3 separate regions of the Homo sapiens genome follow, and regions 1 and 3 are each linked to region 2. A link is a loop called in an ENCODE intact Hi-C map of the cell type or tissue named here. Cell type or tissue: CD4-positive, alpha-beta T cell. All regions are shown on one strand.

Region 1 (2,500 bases), 47 kb after region 2:
TACAGTTCCATGGGTTACTTTATCTGAGTGCATAAACTCGAAATAAATTTCATGATGATAATGAAAAAAGTAAGCCCTTTCCATGCTTTGATTTTAAGTGGAAAGTTACTCTGGCAGAAAAGCAAAGTGGGAAGGCTGGGGGAGAGGAGGAGGAGGAGAGAGGGGGTTAGAAAAGGCTTGGGGAGCAGCACGTTCATGACTTTATTGAAGACAATGGTGGTAAAATATTCCCAGCAGTGATGGCAAACACACAAAGCCCTGGTTCTAAGTGCTTTACATATATTAATTCATCATTCCTCTCCACAACCCCATGAGGTAAATAGCATTGTTACTTTTGTTTTACAGATCGGGTAGCTAAGTCATAGAGAGGTTAAGCAACCTCCCAAGGTCAAGCAGCTAAGAAATCAACTAGCTAATGTTGACTATCCAATCCCGGAAATCCTGAGAGAACACTGTGGCATAGCAATACTCTATTTAGTTTTAAAAATTACTTCAAATAACTGAGGGAAAATTCAGCCTTGTTCCTAGAATGAAAAACTAAAGAAAATAACAGATTAATACATGTTGGATTTGGAAGAATTTAATGAAAATAACTAGCAAGACACTCTGGCTTGAGGCTGCTTCTCCAAACATGTTTTCCTGACCATGCCAACAGACACAGCCCCGGTCCCCACTGAGCCCAGAAGGGGACGGCATCCCTGGTGACGAGGGAACCCAGACCCTCATGTACACCTGAAGAGCCCGTGTGTGGCCTCTCCAATGAGGCCGTCATCACTGTTTGTACTCTCTTGCCCCAAAGAGTTAGGAAGCATTAAAAAAAAAAAAAAAAGTTCGCTATTTCAAAACGTTAAACTTACTAAAATCAGTGAAGATTTTTTTCTCACCTAAACTGGGCCTTGATATTGCTCGGGCTTGCAGATCTGGTCTGTATTTCTTTCTCTTGCTTTTCTCTCAGGATCCTTTCAGCCAGCAGGAAGTATGTGGCTGTGATATGGTTATACCTGTTGGTTTCCAGGGCTCTGAGGAAAACAAGGTGAGAGCAAACGTCAGCCATATCAGGAGGTTTTTTTACAAGAAGCAGAATTGATTTTTAAAAGTACAAGCAAGTTAAATTCAATGGCTGGAATCTTTAAAATTATGCAAAAAATGCAAACCAGAAAAAAACCAAACTAGTAGTTATTTAGGTCACTCAAAGTTCTAAAAACAACTGCATAAAAATGTTCATATTTTTATGAAGATTTTTCGTAAATGAGAGAAAAATCCAAAATGCCAACAGCAGCTGAGTTAGACGTCAGTTTTAGACACATAAGATAAGTGCACGCATTATTCAAAATTTGAATTTGTGTGTACAGTGTTTGTATTTGTTCAGGTGGTTTACTTGCTTCCACTAGAAGTACATGAAGACGAAGTCTGTGTTACATGAATGTGCACTGAAGTACTAATATCAGTCAGAAAACTTAGCAAATGTTTTTATTTTCATACTCCCTCTGCATTTACTGGCAATTTAGGCACTACAGAATTATTAAAGAAATTGAAAGCATGTCACCATCAATTGCTTTGAATAAAATCAATGTAGTCATTGATCCGTTTAAAAAGTAATGTTCACCGAGTACCTAGTCTGGCTAGACACGGTGCTGGGACACAAGGCCCACCAAGGCCCACAGCCCTGCCCACTCTCTTGTAGCTGACCTGTCACAGGACATACATACTAGGAGTGTGCTTTGGCTTTGGCGGATTCCACAAGGCCAGGAAATACGTAACTACGTTTTCAGAAACTTTCTGTAGTTACTGAAAATACTCACACAATGAACACTTAGGAAAGAAGCAAGAGACACCATTTTTCAAAATGTACACTGGGGTCACAACTAATGGGGGCAGGGCAGGCTGAGGCATGAGATTACAAAGGAAGTATCCAAGGTGAAATTCAAGGGTAGAATGACTTATTAGTTTCTTCAGCCAAGTACTAAATACAGGAGTTGGCTTGGGTTTGGAAATGTATTGTGAGAGAAAGGTGTGTGTTGGAACTCAGGAGTCACCCTCAGAACAAGCAGCTTCTCATGATGTGAGCAGCAAGCACGGAGTGAGGCTAGCTGAGAGGACAGCAAGACGCTCACCCAGCTATCGGGAAACCAACAAACTGGCAAACTGGAGTCACCTGAACCATTTAAATTGCACTACCTTTTGGATTTATAATTGAATTTATATTAAGTAGTTCTAGATGACACTACTACATGTATATATGTATTTATTTAAGCTAAGAACGTAAGGCCAATTCAGAGAGATACAAACAGCCTTTTACCCACTCAAAAGTGAAAAATCATTTTCTACACATTCCAAAAGTCAGTGTCTGTAGCAGAAACAGCAAGTGTCCCGTCTCCACCACATGTTTAGGTCATTTAAGTAGCTGTGAGTCAATACTGTAAAGAACCATAATACATTTGGAAACTTATAGAAAATTGTGCTTAAACCAAAATTAAGAACCTGGGTTTATTTTTATAAA
Region 2 (2,500 bases):
TATCCTTAGATCCGTTCTGATTACTGATCAGCAAGGTTAGGAACACACTGCGTGAGAATACACTCATTCTACTCATAAAGTTGTCTTCATAGAGCATCTGAAATTGCTAGTTGCACTTTTGAGTCTAATTTTGAAGCCAAGGGCAGAAGAGACCCCTCAAAGATCTGTTTGTGGTTACTGTACATAAGTCCTCCCCATAAGTCTTCTGGCTCACCCCCAATTTTGTGCCACATCTCAGATATGGGGAGACCAACAAACAGGGCCATGTCAGCTCCCACACTGGGTCCTCTGCTCATGGGGTGCAGCCCAGTGGGACCACAGAATGGAGCACCTGTGGCGGGCTAAGGAGGCTTCATAGAAGATGTGGCACATGAACTGTGCCTTCAAAGAGTGATAGGAATGCATGGGTTTGTGCAAAGCCACAGAACTCTCAAATGGGAGGACCCTGAAACAAAAAACCTGCTACTGTTCAGTGTACTGGGCACAGAGGTTGGGAGTGAGAGCCAAGAGAGGCATCTGTGATTTTCCCAGAGCTGCCTGCACAGCCTGTGCAGTGGCTCTGCACTAAGGTTCCCAGCCAGAAGGGCAGTGGGGAAGGAGGAGGGGAGGGAGCTGTAGAGAAGTGGGAGAGGAGACCCAGAGGTGGTGGGCTCAACGTCCAGTCCAGGTGTGTCAGTTTGGTGGCTGGAAGTTTGGGTGTCTCCCACACTCTCCCAGGGACTGCACATTCCTCAGCACATTTTAAATACCATAGGTGGGGTTCGTGTGAGACCCTACTTCCCTAAGAATGAAGAACTTTCCCTGGATGCCAGGACTTTAAAAACTGTTGGCAGAGTTCCTTTCTTGCGTATGACTGTTGGTGATGCACATTTGTACCTGATGAAGGTTTTGTTTGGAAAGAGTTGTCCTCTCATTGAGTCAAGGCCTTTAGGCTCTGACTCAACCCGCTGTTTTGTTTTGTTTTGTTTTGTTCCATTTCCGTCTAGTACGTGCTTTCCTCTGTGGTCAGCCATCACTTCCTCCCAGCCCGGAACACGCATAGGAGTGACTGGCTTTTCCGAGGGCACTGAGGAAGTCTTGATACTGATACCAGTTCCTTTTTGAAAATAAGAATGGTAGTTTTTATCCTTGAGCTTATTTTGTTAAGTCATTGTGGATGTCTTTATCTTCCTTTCCATTGGTTTTCATGCCCTTTTAATCAGGTTTACATAAGTAAGAGCATTTATCCATGTGCTTTGCTACATACTTATCTGGAATGCTTGGTTCAAAGGGCAATAAAATAAACACAACCCAATACAGTTGCATGGTTATTTATTTGGTGCAAGCTTGTTTGTTTGACTTCTCTGAAATGACTTACGGAAATATTGGTTTGCTTTCTTCTCCTAGATCCATCCAAGTTAACTGTGAATCAGCTGTGGGCTTTGCTAGGTAACACAGAATCACCCACTGAAAGCTGACCATGAGCTCCTAAAACATTTATTTCATGTCCTTTTAACAAAATGACTTGGAGGTCTTTCAGGGTAGCAGGATAAAATCATCTATATTTTATAACTTTTACCAAGGGATTTCCTGTTAGCAAACAGCTTATCTCTTGTGCTCTCTGCTGTTCTTGGCTTCATATAAGAAAGCACTAGTAATGTTAGATGAAGGACTAAATATTTGAAGGCATATTTACTTCAACACCTGTTGGGTGGATCAGCTCATGTTTCTGAAAAGCAAAGCAAGGAGGTAGAGTTCTAACACTCTAGATTTCACAACTTTTGTTCATTTGTCTGCAGCCATATGGTTTAAGCAGGATCATGCTAGCTAACAGTTTAACCTAATCTGTGACTGTGATCTCCCTTCCAAAGAGTACCAGTAACATGGGCTAGATGCCATCTTTATAGAACTTTCCAGTTTCTGAAAAGGTTTGTGTGATGGGAACAGAGAAAGAAGCCATTGCTGCTCTCAGTATATAGTACAGCTGCAACTTTAGACTTAGAAGCAGTGAGGAATTGGCATGAAGATAGTATTTGGGACTAGCTTCTTTCCATAGTGATTTTGTGAAATGTGTTTTACTACTTCTCTTAGTATTTTGCATACTCTTCTGAATGTGCTGTGTAGAATGAACCATAACATTTTAGGTTCTAGCCTTTATCCTCTTTGTGAATTCAGAAACATTAGTTTTTTTCAGTAACATATCTAAGTTTGGTAATATTGGTCTTACCTAAAGAACCAAAAACATCTTCCAAGTTCACCCATGTACTTAAAGTTTTTCTTAGTTTTCTCAGAGCCTAGGAAAAATCAGAACTTTTTAATATCCATTAGGTGATCAAAGTGTGAGCCTATGATATTGCATAGAGAGTAAGAAACTAGCTGCAGTTATATTTCCATTATCTTGGTAAGAAAACAAAAGAGCCTTCGGAATGTGGTCAGGAACACAGGGATAAGGGCATGCATTCACACATGCCATCTCCCAGGGCCACAGCCTGTCACCCTGGGAGCGCCGCTCTTCATAGCC
Region 3 (2,500 bases), 380 kb after region 2:
TTCCTGTGACCTCAAATTCCCACTTCCTGTGACCACACAAGCCCCTTCCAGTAGCTTCACACTGCCCATTCCCAGGGCGTAAAACAGCCTCTTCCTGTGATTTCACAGTGCCTCTTCCTTTGGCTTCACACAGCCCCTTCCTATGACTTCCCATTGGCCTTTCCTGTAGCTTCACACCACCGCTTCCAGTGACTTCACATTGCCCATTCCTGTGATATCAAAGTGCCCTTTCCTGTGGCTTCACACAGAACCCTGCCTGTGACTTCATACCACGCCTTCCTATGACTTCATACTGTCTCTTCCTGTGACTTCACATGGCCACTTCTTGTGACTTCCCATAGCCACTCATTCTGACTTCCCACTGTCCCATACTGCGACTTCACAAAGCCACTTCCTGTGACTCCCTGCAGCCCCTTCCTGCAACTTCCCACAGCCACTTCCTGTGACTTCCCAATGCCCCTTCCTGTGGCTGCACAATGCCCCTCCTTTTGGCTTCACACTACCCTCCCTGTGGCTTCACACTGCCTCTTCCTGTGACGTCACACTGCCCCTTCTGTGGCTTCAGACTGCCCCTTCTTGTGGCTTCACACTGGCCTTTCCTGTGACTTCACACAGCTTCTTCCTCTGACTTCACACCATCCCTTCCTTTGACATCCCACTGCCTCTTCCTGTGACTTCAGACAGCCCCTTCCCATGACTTCACACTCCTTCTTCCCGTGACTTCTCACTGACCCTGCCTGTGGCTTCACACAGCACCTTCCTGTGACTACCCCCTGTCCCTACCTGTGACTTCACACAGCCCCTTCCTGTGACTTCACACTGTGCCTTCCTGTGGTTTAACACTCCCCCTTCCTGTGGCTTCACACAGCCCCTTCCTGTGACTTCCTACTGCCCCTTCCTGTGGCTTCACACAGTCCCTTCCTGTGGCATCACACCACCTCTTCCTGTGACTTCACACTACCCCTTCCTGCCGCTTTTCAAAGCCCCATTCTGTGGCTTCACACAGCCCCTTCCTGTGGCTTCACATTACCCTTCCTGTGACTTCACACTGCCTCTTCCTGTGACTTCCAACAGCCACTTCTTGTGACTTCCCACTGCCCCTTCCTGTGGTTTCACAAAGCCCCTGCCTGTGAACTCACACTGCCACTTCCTCTGACCTCACCTAGCCCCTTTGTGTGAGTTCATACAGCCACTTCCTGTGACTTCACGTAGCCCCATCCAGTGGCTTTACCCAGTTCCTTCCTGTGATATCACACTACCCTGTCCTGTGACTTCCCACAGCCCCTTCCTGTGACTTCACACAGCACCTTCCTGTAACTTCCCACTGCACATTCTGGTGGCCTCACACTGCCCCTTTCTGTGACTTCCCACTGTCCCTTCCTGTTGCTTCACACTGCCACTTCTTTGGCTTCACAATACCCCTCCCTGTGGCTTCACAATGCCTGTTCCTGTGACTACCCACTGCCTCTTCCTGTGGCTTCACACAGCCCCTTCCTGTGACTTGACACAGCCCCTTGCTGTTACTTCCCACTGCACCTTCTTGTAACTTCCTACTGCCCATTCCTGTGGCCTCACACTGCCCCTTCCTGTGACTTCACAGCACCCCTTGCTGTGGTTTCACACGGCCCCTTCCTTTGACTTCACACTGCCTCTGTGACTTCTCACTGCCCCTTCCTGTGGATTCACAGAGCCTCTACCTGCGATTTCACACTGCCCATTCCTGTGGCTTCACATTGCCTCTTCCTGTGACTTCCCACAGCCACTCCCTGTGACTTCTCACTGCCCCTTCCAGTGACTTCACACAGCCCCTTCCTGTGACCTCATACTGCCCCTTCCTGTGACTTCACACTGCCCCTTTCAGTGGCTTCACACACTCCTTCTTGTGACTTTCCACTGCCCCTTCCTGTGACTTCCCTCTGCCCCTCCCTGTGACTTCCCACAGCTCATTCCCGTGATTTCCCATGCCCCTTCCTGTGGCTTCACAAAGCCCCTTCTGTAACTTCACACTGCCTCTTCCTGTGATTCACACAGCCCCTTCCTGTGGCTTCACACTGCTTCTTCCTGTGGCCTCACACAACCCCCCTTTCTCTGACTTCACATAGCCCCTTCCTGTGACCCCATTGCCCCTTCCTGTGACTTCACACTGCCCCTTCCTGTGGCTACACACAGCTCCTTCCTGTGGCCTCACACTGCCTGTGGCTCCACACTGCCCTTCCCTGTGACTTCACATAGCCCCTTCATGTGACTTTCCACTTCCCTTCCTGTGACTTCACACAGCTCCTTCCTGTGGCCTCACACTGCCTGTGGCTCCACACTGCCCTTCCCTGTGACTTCACATATCCCCTTCATGTGACTTTCCACTTCCCTTCCTGTGACTTCACACAGCTCCTTCCTGTGGCCTCACACTGCCTGTGGCTCCACACTGCCCTTCCCTGTGACTTCACATAGCCCCTTCATGTGACTTTCCACTTCCCTTCCTGTGACTTCACACAGCCCCTTT

What was found. Peaks named below come from ENCODE experiments on the same cell type or tissue, not always from the same donor. Only the 100,000 strongest peaks of a DNase experiment are listed, where the experiment ranks them.
Region 1: it touches region 2 in a loop (1.9-fold over the local background); 9 of 110 quality-filtered maps call a loop at or near these places.
Region 3: it touches region 2 in a loop (2.0-fold over the local background); 2 of 110 quality-filtered maps call a loop at or near these places.

Annotation. Positions count from the first base shown.
Region 1 is chr3:43,341,863-43,344,362 of GRCh38, reverse strand. SNRK (SNF related kinase) reads right to left here. Exons shown (of 7, transcript NM_017719.5): 6 at 885-1,019. Among named protein-coding and RNA genes, the nearest start is that of SNRK-AS1, 8.8 kb to the left of the region's middle. In CD4-positive, alpha-beta T cell, no CTCF peak of the experiment used is centred here; a DNase peak (open chromatin) is centred at 992.
Region 2 is chr3:43,388,381-43,390,880 of GRCh38, reverse strand. All of the region lies in intron 12 of ANO10 (anoctamin 10), which reads left to right. Among named protein-coding and RNA genes, the nearest start is that of SNRK-AS1, 38 kb to the right of the region's middle. In CD4-positive, alpha-beta T cell, no CTCF peak of the experiment used is centred here; a DNase peak (open chromatin) is centred at 1,010; H3K4me3 peaks cover 802 bases; H3K27ac peaks cover 2,107 bases.
Region 3 is chr3:43,012,486-43,014,985 of GRCh38, reverse strand. The region is part of intron 1 of GASK1A (golgi associated kinase 1A); the gene reads right to left. Among named protein-coding and RNA genes, the nearest start is that of GASK1A, 34 kb to the right of the region's middle. In CD4-positive, alpha-beta T cell, no CTCF peak of the experiment used is centred here; DNase peaks (open chromatin) are centred at 1,075 and 2,111; H3K27ac peaks cover 2,304 bases.